Linked DNA regions of Homo sapiens: region 2 is linked to region 1. Evidence: chromatin contacts called from ENCODE Hi-C data. All regions are on one chromosome and are shown on one strand. Each heading gives the region's core, a stretch centred on a gene start or an enhancer-like site at or near the end of the contact. The rest is flanking DNA. Distances are from core to core; before and after follow the strand shown.

What was found. A loop is a pair of places that touch in the nucleus more often than their neighbours do. Pooled maps may share reads with other maps.
Region 2: a pooled map shows a loop between it and region 1 (2.8-fold over the local background). The contact joins two enhancer-like sites. A Hi-C loop is called at or near these places in 3 of 37 single-sample maps with no recorded cell type and 2 of 50 pooled maps.

What each region holds. Positions count from the first base shown.
Region 1 is chr6:25,050,453-25,057,117 of GRCh38, forward strand. No RefSeq gene overlaps it. Among named protein-coding and RNA genes, the nearest start is that of RIPOR2, 120 kb to the left of the region's middle. RefSeq lists enhancers at 3,654-3,823, 5,804-5,933, 6,074-6,133. Within about 2 kb of position 3,564, at least 6 of the 41 ENCODE cell types and tissues checked have a DNase peak (open chromatin) inside an H3K27ac peak, as active enhancers do.
Region 2 is chr6:25,403,182-25,409,408 of GRCh38, forward strand. All of the region lies in intron 2 of CARMIL1 (capping protein regulator and myosin 1 linker 1), which reads left to right. All of the region lies in intron 1 of LOC124901281 (a long non-coding RNA gene), which reads right to left. Among named protein-coding and RNA genes, the nearest start is that of CARMIL1, 130 kb to the left of the region's middle. RefSeq lists an enhancer at 1,567-1,776. Within about 2 kb of position 1,715, at least 10 of the 41 ENCODE cell types and tissues checked have a DNase peak (open chromatin) inside an H3K27ac peak, as active enhancers do.

The DNA.
Region 1 (6,665 bases), core at 2,314-4,813:
AAAAAAATCAAGTGCTTTTTTTTTTTTTTTTTGCAATCAGCGTCAGACCTTCTTTCCTCCTCATTAAGCCACACATTTCCTAAAGCCTCTGCTGCATGAGTCACCAACGTTTCTGATGTACATAATTTACAATAGCAGATGAGAGAGAACAGCAGGCCAGAGGGGGCGGAAAGTACAGTTAGGTCTAAAATGAGAGGCAGTTGAAAAGTTTGCATTTTCTCTGCTCTTGTGAATTTAAATACAGATCTTGCCAGTTTCCTCATTATAATCATAGAAAGACTAGCGGGTGGGTGTATGGAACAAGAAGTGGAGGACTTGCCACCATCTTTTGTTGTTCTTTCCGGTCAGGTTGACAATGCTGAAGATCCATGGCTCCTACGTAGGGCTCCGTTTCCTGACTCTTCATGCTTTATATTTTCTTTTATCAGGTACACACTCATAAATGCCTGGAATAAATAGCCTTGCGGGGTGTTATTCTCCCAAGGAACAGTTTCATTTGTGTTAAGTGTACAATATCAATTTTTACTCTTTCTTGGGCTCGTGTTGCTATTAAATTTTCATAAATCGCAGAATTTCACGGTGGAAGCATGTACAGTCTGCAAGGAGCAATGTGTTTAAGAGAATATGGGGAAAAAGACATAATTATGTGATCCTTTCTTCATTTTTCCTTCAACTCATTTTTAATAAATGGAAGCTAGATGTTAGACTCAGGAGAAAAAGCATCAGCATGTCTGTTTCTACTTTAAAACCATCCTGGGGAGAAACAGACCTTCAGTTACTCAGTGGAGAATGGCAACTGCTGAGCCAAAGTACGTTGTGTGACTTTTATAGAAAGTCAACAAGGAAAACTTGGCATTATTTTAACATAAAAGCTTATCAAGCACCAGGAGGAAAACGATAGCACAGCACCTGATTTATTTCTCTTCTGTGGCAAATACATACAAAAAGAACATGAGGTCTCAGTTTGCTCTTTGGAAATTGAAATGGAAGTAGGGGTCAGGTTCTAGCTGTGGCTATCTGGTTGTCTACACACATTTATTGAGCACTTATGGAGAGATAGGCTGTGTGTTGCATGCTTTTAATAGACATGTGGTTTCACTTTATTTCCCCTACATTCTTATTCATGAGGAGTTATTAGCAATCCTATTTTACATATAAAAAAGTGAAGGTTAAACAATACTCTAAATAATAATCCAACACATAGAGTACTTCACATGTGTTAATTCATATGATTGTCATATAATAATCCCGTGACCATTTTGCAGATAGGGCAACTGAGGCACAGAGAAGTTTAGTAACTTGCCATGGTCACACGCCCAGCAAGTGGCTGAGATGAGATTTGAATTGAGGTAGTCTGGCTCTAGAGCCCAAATATTTAACCACAACCTATACTAACTCTTCAAATTAAGCAAATAAACATTGCAGTGTAACCATTCATTCATAACATTCTATTTTTAAAACATATACCATGTAACTTTGACAAAGGCAATTATTGAATAATAAAGAATTAGAAAATTGGACAACTATTAGAGAATTACCCTAGACAACCTCATATCCAAATGTCTCATTTTACAGAAAATGAAACTGACCCTCAGATTAGGAGACACCTCCAAGTTGGCACAGCAGGTTGGTAGATCAGGACCAAGTTGTACCACACCTTCTCCCCAAACCTCAATACAATGTGCTTTCCACTGCTGCTCCGATAAGATTTCAAGGCATTTTTAAGGCTTAGAACACTTTTGGGAGACAGTTTTTGTGGAATCAAGGCAGACAATTTTGGAGTATGAAAGAAAAAGCTATGAGGCTAGAAGAGAGGACAGTGTCTGCATCTTATCTGTTCTCTTCTAGTCAGACACAGCCCATTACTGCCCTCTCTCCTTCCTTCTCTTTCTCCCTCCCAAACTGGCTTCACCAGCATTTCCTGTCTTGATGACCTTCTACCCAGTTGCTCAAGACAGTGCCCTAGGTGCTACTCCTTGCTTCCTAGCCCTTATGTCCCACATTCAAACCAACAACTGACCCACCTGATTCTGCCTCCTACTTGTTGATGAAAAGAATCAAACTCTGTAAAATATTCGAAGATATGTGTTCTGAGCCAAATATGAATGATCATGTCCTATGACACAGCCCTCAGGAGATCCTGAGAACATGTGCCCCAGGTGGTCAAGGCACAGCTTGGTTTTATACATTTTAGGGAGACATGAGACATCAATCTAATACATTGAAGCTATACAATGGTTCAGTCCAGAAAGGCAGGACAACTCAAAGTTGGGGTGGAGCTTCCAGGTTACAGGTAGATTTAAAATTTTTGTGGTTGACAATTGAGTTTATCTAAAGACCTGGGATCAATAGAAAAGAAATGTCTGGGTTATGATGAAAAGTTGTGGAGACCATAATTTTATCATACAGATGAAGCCTCTGGGTAGCAGAGAATAGATTGTAAATGTTTCTTATCAGCTTTAAGGTCTGTGTTGATGTTAATGCTGGTCAGCTTTTCCTGAATTCCAAAAGGGAGGAGAGTTTAATGAGGCAGGTCTGACACCCCCTTCCCATCATGGCCTGAACTAGTTTTTCAGGTTAACTTTGGAATGCCCTTGGCTAAGAGGAGGGTTCTGTTCAGATGGTTAGGGGGCTTAGAATTTTATTTTTGATTTACAACACCCAGGAGTCTAGTTTGAGTGGCTCATCACCTAGGCATAAAAGAAAGTTCCTATGCATTGAGTTTAAGCTTCAGAAGATAGAAATCTAGACACTGCCTGGAGAAACAGATACAGAAATAACTATGATATTTCCCTGACCCCTTAATGGGCGGAAACTGGAGTGCAGGGGTGCTGGAACTAGCCAGCCACTTCAGCACCAGCAGGGGTGAATTCCACTCACTCATGGGATGGGGAGCACACAGGTGAGCAGGTGCAGGAGGTGGGGCAAGTGCTTTTAGGCACTAGCAGGAGCAAAACTCTGTGCAGGTCCCGAGGCAGCATCTGGCGCCTGCGACCTCTGAAGGCCCAGAAGGAGTGTTACAGTGCCCTTTTAGCTTTGCCATCTGCAGACAGCTTAAGTGTTAATAGCTCAGTGGAGCATCAGCACGATAGCCTTTTGCAACCACACTCATGGCACCCAAGTTCTTGTCCGGCATCCAGGAGGAACGAGGTTGCACAAACAAGTTGAAGATGGTAAATGCAGGGGACTTTATTGCCAATGAACGTGGCTCTCAGCAGGAAGGGGAGCCAAAGAGGGGATGGAGCAGGAAGGTAATCTTCCCCTGAAGTCTGGCTATCCCCAGTCAGACTCCTCTCTGAAGCTATGCCATCAAGCTGTCCCTCTGAAGTCAAGCTGCTTCTCTCCAACTTCCAACCATAGTCCTCGTTGTCCAGCTGCTTCTCCTTTCTCTGCTGGCCAAGCCTGGGGTTTTTATGGGCACAGAATGAGGGGCAGGGTGGGTTATGGGTGGTTTTGGAAAGGGCAACATTTGAGCAGGAAAGCAGGGATGTAAGTTCTCACTTTGGGCTGCAGTATCAAGAGTTTCAGCTTGAGAGTGGGGACCTACCCAGGGAACTGCCCTCTTCTGCGCAGAATTTCCCTGCTTCCTGTTCCTATCAACAGTAACTAGGTGTCAACTTACTAATTTAGCCACCCAGTGGCTGTCCCAAGAGCCCTCTAAATCTGCAATCACTGGAAGGCCTCACTGAAAAGTCTTCCTTTCTTCTGTGATTAAGGGCCTGATATTTTAACTTTTAGAATAACTTATTATGCAAATAGTGACCAATTGACATCAGTGGAGCAGAGTTGCCTTTATGAGTCAGAGTAGAGACAAGAGAGAGGTCTGTTTTCTCTCTTGATTAAATCAGCCCCAACGGAACAGCCCTGATTTAAACAGAAAAACATTTTTAAAGTAGTGATCTGTTTAACTTTTGTGGTGAGCTCCCTCTGGAGAAATATCTAGATGTAGAGGAGAAATATTTCCTTATTATACTTAGTTTTAAAAAGTCACTTTTTCTTTGACCTTAATGCCATGAGATTTGGATCCTTTTCAGTCTCGGCAGAAGAGAAGTGGGTTAAAGACTCCACCACCCGAAGGCAGCTTCTCTTCTTTTTACCTATAAGTAAACCATGAAATCAGAATCTCCCAGAACTTCAGAGCCAATGAGACCTCAGACATCACTGCCCCATACCTTCGTTTCATGGTAGAGGGAACAGAGCCTCAGGAGGAGAAATGTCTTGTCAACAGCCACAAAGCTAGTTAGTTCCTAAGGCATTATTAATAGTTCTGACTCATAGCTCAGGGCTCTTTCCATATTCACAAACCATTGCAAACCAGACTTCCCAGTTATAAAATATATGTGTTTTTCACCAATGTTTTAAACATTGTATTTTATGTGTGAGCAACCAGCATAACAAAGACCATCTTTTAAAACTTGTGCTATGAAACCAGAGATTCTCAAAAGTTTCATGCAGCTTGTTCCCAAAGGGACATCTGATTAGAGTAACATCTATTCTTATACATTTTTAGGATGGAGGAGGAAGCAATTGAAGGGAGATAAAGAAAGGAACAATAAGGGGTCTTTTCTCCTTGACATCTCTGCCAAGGCACCTTGACTCATGAGAGTGTCCAGCCTACTTGAGGAAAATTGTCCAAGAAGTCTAAAGGTTTCTTCCTTATGAGGTTAATTCAATTCACTTTTTAAAAATGTAGTAGGCACTGGGCATACAAAGATGAATGATACCCTTTATCCTGGGAGCTTAAAATCCAATGGAGAATGTAGAAGATACACAATACAGGTGGCCCTCCATATCTGTGACTTCTGCATACTAGGATTCAACCAACCTCAGTTAAAAATATTTGAAAAGGCTGGGCGTGGTGGCTCACGCCTGTAATCCCAGCACTTTGGGAGGCCGAGGTGGGCGGATAATGAGGTCAGGAAATCGAGACCATCCTGGCTAATACGGTGAAACCCCATCTCTACTAAAAATACAAAAAATTAGCTGAGCGCGGTGGCGGGCGCCTGTAGTCCCAGCTACTCGGGAGGCTGAGGCAGGAGAAAGGCATGAACCCGGGAGGCGGAGCTTGCAGTGAGCCGAGATCGCACCACTGCAGTCCGGCTGGGCGGAAGAGTGAGACTCCGTCTCAAAAAAAAAAAAAAAAAAAAAGGTTTGAAAAAATAAAAAATAATAAAACCACAATAAAAATAATACAAATTGAAAAGCAATACAGTATAAGGACACAGCATTTATATGTATTAGGTATTATTAGCAATCAAGAGATATTTAAAGTATATGGTAGGTTGTGCGCAGGTTACATGCAAATACTACACTAGTTTATATCAGGGATTGAGCATCTGAGGATTTTGGTGTCCTCAGGGGTCTAGAACTGATTCCCCACAGATACGGAGAGACAACTTGTCACTATACTACCAGATACAATGTGATTGGTGTCAGAGCAGCAGCAGTAAGTCATTTAGGCACCCAGAAGATGGAGAACCAATTCTGACAGGAGGAGGAAACTCAAGGCAGGTTTGGGGAGGAGGTGGCGTTTGAGCGATACTTTGAAAGATGGGGAATGAATCCAGGAGTGGAGAGGAGTGAAGAGAAGGGCATTCTTGGCCAAAGACACACAAGAGCAAAGGCTGTGAGGGAAGACGACATACCGTTATGAATGGGATGAAAGAAGGAGGGAAGGTTGGGAACAGAGGGTGCAGCCTGTTCCCAAAGGCAGGCCTGAGGGGAGGCCACTGCTGGAGGAAGCACAGCCTTTCTAGTTGCAGTAAAGAAAGAGAAGCTAGCCTTGGCATCGTGGGCCTCCTTCACCACTTGGGTGCCCTTCCTCTTCAGGAGACCACAGTTCTCAGGCTTCCTCCCTTCACCACAGCTGGCTTGAGCAGGAAGTATGGTAGATACTCATTCATACCACAGGGTGTTGCCATGGAAATGGATCAAAGTAAGGTGATATCCGAAGAGAACAGTAGCTGCCACTTAGAGCCTCAGAGAGGGGAGAAAGCCTTAATGGAGACTTCACACTCTAAGGTGTGGTCCAGAGTGTGCCTACGACCCAAGGCACCAAGACAAGACCTATCACCAGGAACTACCTCGCGAACTAAGCAAAATCTCAACAGAACAATGTACACCCACATCCGAAAGAAAATATGCTGGCGTGTAAAAAAGGAAGAAAAACTACCAAGAAAAATTAAACATTTCAGTTAACTGGCCAACGTATTTTAAAATGAAACAAACTTTTAAAAATACAAAAATATAAGCATTTATTGAGTGCTTACTATACACCAGACTTTGTGCTAAAGGTTTTTGAGGCATTATCTCCCACACACCTGGAAGTCCAAATCACAATCCAAAATGTGCTTAGTGAGAGTGGAATCTGAACCAAGTCTAGTTGTTGGATGCTGATGGTTCTTGTCATTGACTTAGGGTAACCAGTTTGTCCTGGTCTGCCCAAGACTTTCCTAGTCATTCCAGGAAACCCCTCAGTCCTAGGCAAACTGGGACAATTGATCACTCTACATCAAGTTATAATGGCCCAAAGTTTCCTTCTCCTCTTTTTAGGGCTTACTTGTGGAGAGGACTGCACATTTGTCTCACTGGGACATCTCTCCTGGATAGCATTGGATGAACATTGCCAAATTCCCATGTTTATATCTTACAGTGCTTTCCAATTT
Region 2 (6,227 bases), core at 465-2,964, 350 kb after region 1:
TATTTCATGGGTGTAAACCAAACTGTTACCTTAGCAAAATAACTAGTTTTCTCTTATATTCCAATTTCACTTCCTCAGCAAAACCAATGGGCTCCATCATCAGTGTATATCTGGTCTGACCACCTCTCAGCACTCCTGCTAACCTCTGTGGCTTAACCATCACCATCTCTCACAAGCTATTGCCGTTGGCCCCTGCCTGAGCTCCCTGCTTCCACTCTCCTTCTCTCACCCAACATGGCAGTCAGAGATTGGCCTTCAGGGCAATTATCAGTCAGAACAGTGTGGACAACAGCCAATAAAGCCTCACAGACCTCCTGGCTCACCTCACCCCCACCTTATCACCCCTCTGACCTCCCCTGCGCTTACTCCCTTCAAGCCAAGGCTCTTCTTTATTTTTCAATTGCTGCAGGCATATTCTTGCCTCAGGGCCTTTGCGTTTGCTATTCCCTCTGTCTGGACCATGCTTATCCCAGATAGCCATATGGTTCTTTCTCTTACTGCCTTTAGATCTTTCTCAACCTCACTTCATAATTACGTCACACCAAGCTATTTAAAAATGCCACCCACCTAACCCACCACTCCTCTCCATAACCCCCAGGCATTAAGCACGCTCTATTCTCTTTTTGTACTACATTTTTCTCCATAGCACTTATCACCATAGATATGCCATATGTTTTACTTATTTATTCCTGTATAATCTCCTTTGAATGAAATATAAGCTGCTTGAAGGCAGAGCTTTATGTCTTTTTATCCTTGGTGCCTACCACAAGGTAGGCAGTCAGTAATTATTGGTTGAAAGAATTACTCAAATATTTAATGACAGTGTTTGTAAACAAAGAGTGCTAATCTAATTGAAATTCATTTTAGCAAGAGATAGAGAGTCAGGAAGACACATCCTCTGGTGTAACCCTGCCTCCCCTCCACTTCTAAGATTACTCTGGTTTTAGGCTCTGCTTTCTGCCTGGCTCAACAAGGGGCCTCCATTTCTCTCCTGCCTGCACTTGAGGAGCCACATAGAAGGGAGTTTGAACCAGGGCTTCAGGGAGTTGTCTGTGGACAGCTTCTGAGAGAGGGAAGTTGGGGCTTCCCATGTTGGCTGGTCCCTTTGCTGGCTGGCCAGTCCTTTGTCACCATGCCAGCATTCTCAATGGAGGCAAGAAGGGATCTTATGGGTTTTGCAGCAGGGCTGCTTTGGGTATATGTTTGTTTGAACGGGGTAGGGACAGTGGATGAAGGACCCACCTGGAGTTTGCTGCCTTGGGAGGGGAGGTGATGAGCTTTAAACATAATAGAGGCTGGGCGCGGTGGCTCATGCCTATAATCCCAGCACTTTGGGAGGATGAGGTGGGCGGATCACCTGAGGTCGGGAGTTTGAGACCAGCCTGGCCAACATGGTAAAACCCATCTCTACTAAAAATACAAAAATTAGCCAGGCATGGTGGCACACACCTGTAGTCCCAGCTACTGAGGAGGCTGATTCACAAGAATCGCTTGAACCCGGGAGGCAGAGGTTGCAGCGAGCCGAGATCTTACCACTGCACTCCAGCCTGGGTGACAGAGTGAGACTTCGTCTTAAAAAAAAAAAAAAAAATAGAGGTGCAGTGTTCCCTGCTTCACACTAGGAAGTGGTTAATGCCAAACTGGGGCACCCGGCCTGTTTCTGGCAAAGTGCAGGGGAAAGGAAAGCTTGGAAAGGGATCTGTAGCAGTAAAGACAGAGGAGTCACTTTTTGTTTGTTGGTTCCCACTGAGGCACGGCGGAGGAGGCACAGCTGTGCAGAGATCCTGGGTTGCTAATTTCTACATTAAAAGGTGTAGCAGCAGCAGTGTTTATGACTAAACCCGTCAACGTTTCACTTCCTCCTGTTGTGAAGACTGGGTTTGGCTTAAAAAGCTCTGCCTGAACTTTCAGTTTATCTTGAAACTTTGAGACATTTGTCAAAGTGCTGAATGGAGTTATTTTAGTAAATCAGTGATGTTTCTGTGTTCCCTGAGTGAAACACTAGCTGATCTCATTTACCTGAGCTTCGAGAAAGAAAATATTCTCTATTTTTAAAAATAGCTTTGCTCCCTTGAGCATGCCCTTTCTATATGCCCTGGCTTTAGAAGATGGGCTGCCTTATGTTTGAGATTTTTTATTCATTGCCACTAAAATAATATATGGTGATTTGTATACCTCATATAAGGTCTGCCTCATCAGTACCCTGACCCATCCTTTATTGATTATTTAGTTTTGTGGATTTAACCCTGTAGTCCTGTTGGCACAATCAAGGGCAAAATCAAGATCCAGAAAGACATCAGATACCTGAAATCCTTTATTAAAGTGGATTTTGCTTACCCTACATCCATTGTTAGAAATGACATTCCCAGATCGTAAGAGCTGCAGAATTCTGGAACTGAAACTCTGTCTTTCTGTAATGAATTTGTGAATGAGGAAGTTCTTTGAACACAGTAGGCAAAAGGCAGGGGTGTCAGCACTTGACACTTCTATGCCTTTCCTCTACTAGGCTATCTTTTTATTGTTCTATTTCTTTTCCTTTTGGCAGGTGAGTTGGGAATTAGCTAGTAGATCTGTTTTAAGTGGGTAAGCTGCAAACAACAGATTTTTAGGTACTTCCCTTATAGGATATGGCTATTAAACAGGAAGGATGTGTCAATTATGTGGTAGGCAGCAGGATAAAACAGGCAGGACAGAATTATTATCAGATTCACAGACCGTAGCAACTTTTTGCCTTCTAAAATCCTGAATTTTCAGAGGTGGAAATAGGGTGAGAAGGAGCAGTAAAACCTGTTGCATTCATTCACTCAACAGATATTTGAACACCTATTTTGTGCCAGGAATGTACTGGGCACTGAGAAATAGAGCTTTGAATAGGACAGATGTGGTCCCTGCTCCCAGGCACCTTGCAGTCTAATGGGGCTGGTAGATATTAAATATGTAATCCCACTGTTAATTAAAACTGTGATAAGTATTCATAAGAAAATGTGCAAATACGGTGGGAGTATATAATAGGGAGACCTGGTGTAGTCTGGACTTTCTTAGGGAAGTCCTTTACCTGAAGAATGAGTAGGCATGAGCCAGGTGAAGGTAAAGCAAGAGGGGGAAGGGATAGCTCCTAAAGCAGAGGTGGGGCAGGAGCCCTCCTCTTGGGAGAGCAACAGAAGGCCAGTGTGGCTGGGTTGAAGTGAGGCTGGAGGTGGAGGCAGGGGCCAGTGTAGTGGTGCAGAGCCACTGAAGAGCTTAAGCAGAGAAGGGACATAATAATGTTTGGGTTCTTAAAAGATCACGTTCAGATCCTATATGAGCAGGTGATTTGAGGGGGCAGGAGTGGATCTGTTAGAAGGCTATTGCAAGTGGTCCAGGAGCAAGAGGGTGGTGGCTTGGAATAGTATCATAGTAGTAGAGATGGAGAGAAGTGAATGGATGTAAGAGGTATTTAGGGAGGTAGACTGCATTGAACTTGGAGAATGACTAAGATAGGAAGAGAAGGGGACAATGCTTGGATTTCTGGCTTTGGAAACCATATGGATGACCATCCTTGTTCCTGAGCCAGACCTATTGTGGGAAGGGCAGATTTTGAAAGAAAGATCATGGTTTAGTTGTTGACATGCTGAATTTAAGGGTTGGAGTACATACAAGTGAAGTTAGATCAATAGATCTGATGATCGGAGGGGAGATCTGGGCTGTGCATAAAGTTGGGAGTCATCTGGGATGGACTGAAGTCATGAGAGAGAATGAATGGTAGCAGGGAATGGGGATTGGACATGTGACTAGGAATAACCACAGAGGCCAGTTGAAAATGTATGGAAACGAGAACATCAAGCATGAAGGGCCATGCCCAGTGCTAAGGAGAAATCTGGTTAGGAAGTGCATGGATTTAGCAGCCGTGAGGTTGGATTTAGCAATCAAGATTGGCACCTCAAGCAGGAGAAATTTAAGTGGAGTTGTGGGGACAGAAGCCAATTTTGAACACTAGATGAGTGAATTGGAGGCAGGAATATGAAGACACTGAGTATGGGTACCTTTTTTGAGAAGTTGGGCTCAAAGGGTAGAGACAGTTAGAGGGGACCTGCAAGAGGTGTGTAGGATCCAGGCATATAGCTCTAGGTCTAAACATCTCTATGTTTGGATATTTAGAGATGGAAGAGAAAGGATATTTAGTTGCTTAAGGTTCCTGCAAAGACAGGTGGGATGTAACCCAGAGCCCACACGAAGGGACGGGCATTTATCTCCAGCACTTCAGAAGGAGAGGAAGAGGAGGGGGTGGGTACAGCTGCAGATGCAGGCAGGTGTGGAGGTTTGGAGTGGAATGGTAAGTGATACCATTCTGATAATTTCTGTTTTCTCTGTGAAGTAGGAGGGAAAGTCATCTTCCCAGATGAAGGGAACGGAATCAGGTTGCTGGGTAAGATCAGTTCTCCAGCTGTGCTTGGCAGCTACCACTGCAAGCATGGAATAGGCGGCTAGGTAAGTTCAGCCAAGATTGAAGTTTTACTCTGTGGGAGTAATAAAAGGACAAGGAACACGAAGGCTAAGGACATTAACACATGGAGGAATGATTTCAGTGGAGGTTCAGTTGGATGAAGATAGGTTAGTGCTGATGGAGAATGACCTGGCAGTGTCAGGGGGCAATAAACAGGGTAGTGGTAGTACCTGAATAAGGGAACTAGCTATGAGTGCTTCTCCAACTGTAATGCTAATGTGAATCACCTGGGGATTTTAGTAAAAACGCAGATTCTGATTCAGCAGGTCTGGGCTGAGGCCTCAGATTCTGCATTTCTAACAAGTTCCTGTCACGCCAGCCTCTCTGGCCCGTGGATCACACTGTGAGGGCCAGGTGTGGTGGTGCATGACTATAATCCAAACACTTTGTGAGGCCCAGGTGGGAGGATCACTTGAGCTGAGGAGTTTGAGACCAGCCTGGGCAACATAGACGTCATCTCTACAAAAAGTTTAAAAATTACCTGGGTGTGGTGGCTTGTGCCTGTAGTAGCTACTTGAAAAGCTGAGGCAGGAGGATCACCTGAGCCTGGGAGGTCAAGGCTGCAGTGAGCCGAGATTGCACCACTGCACTCCAGCCCGGGTGACAGTAAAAGCCTGTCTCTTAAAATAAAAAAAAAAAAAAAAAAAAAAGATTTCGGGCAGAGAGTGGGATGCCTGAATTAGAAATCGTTTGACATGGTATAATCTCAAGCAGTAACTAACATGGCCCAGGATATGACAGAGTGAACAAGAAGGCCGAAGAATTCAAAGGCTTCCTGATCATCATATCTTTAGGGATGCAATGATTTACACTGACTATCGCCAACACTTTTCTAAGCACCTTGTGTGTATTACCTTCTTTAATCCTTATGACAACCTCCAGTGAGGTATATATTGTGATCCCATATTTTACAGATGAGGAAAGTAAGGCACACAGAGGTCTTTCTCAAAATCATTCGTGCTTGTAAGTGGTGGGACCAGAATTCAAACTGGGGTGGTACAGTTTCAAAGCCTAGTGCTCTGCATGATTGGATGCTGTATTGTCCCCTGATGAGAGAAGTTGGGGCTGTATAGAAAGTGTGAGGTGGGAGGATCATTTGATCCCAGGAGTTAAGACCGGCCTGGGCAATGTAGTGAGACCCTGTCTCTACATAAAATAGAAAAAAAAAAAAAAAGATTTTGAGCCAGGTATTAGCCTCACCTATGAATGAAGTTCAGCATATCTAGGAGAGTGCTAGGCACAGTACTTGTAGGCTTTTTACATGTTACCCCTTTAATCCCCACAACTGTCCAACAGAGTCTATTTCATACTGATTCTACAGGTAAGAAAAATAAAATTTAGGAGGTTAGGTAGTTGATAAATGGAGGAGTTGGTAATTTGATCTAAATTGGTCTGGATTCAAAGCCCATTCTTCCTTTATATCAAAGTTTATCCCATCACCATATAGAAATGGAAATTCTCTTCTAATTCTTAAATAGGTTATAGTTACCATGGGAGTATTCTCCCCCTTGCTCTGACTCAAGCCACATGCTGAAGATGATGTGTTACGAATAAGGCTGAGACCAGGAGACTGGGCTTCTGGGCTCAGCTCTGTTTCTAACTAGCAAGTTTGCACACTGTCTCTGTAGGTCTCACACCTTTGTCCCTGTGGATCATTTTCAGAGCTATATTCTATAAGTTTGAGGACAATTATTATGGCTCCTTTTATATTAGTATCTACTGTATGCTCAGCACTTGATAGGTT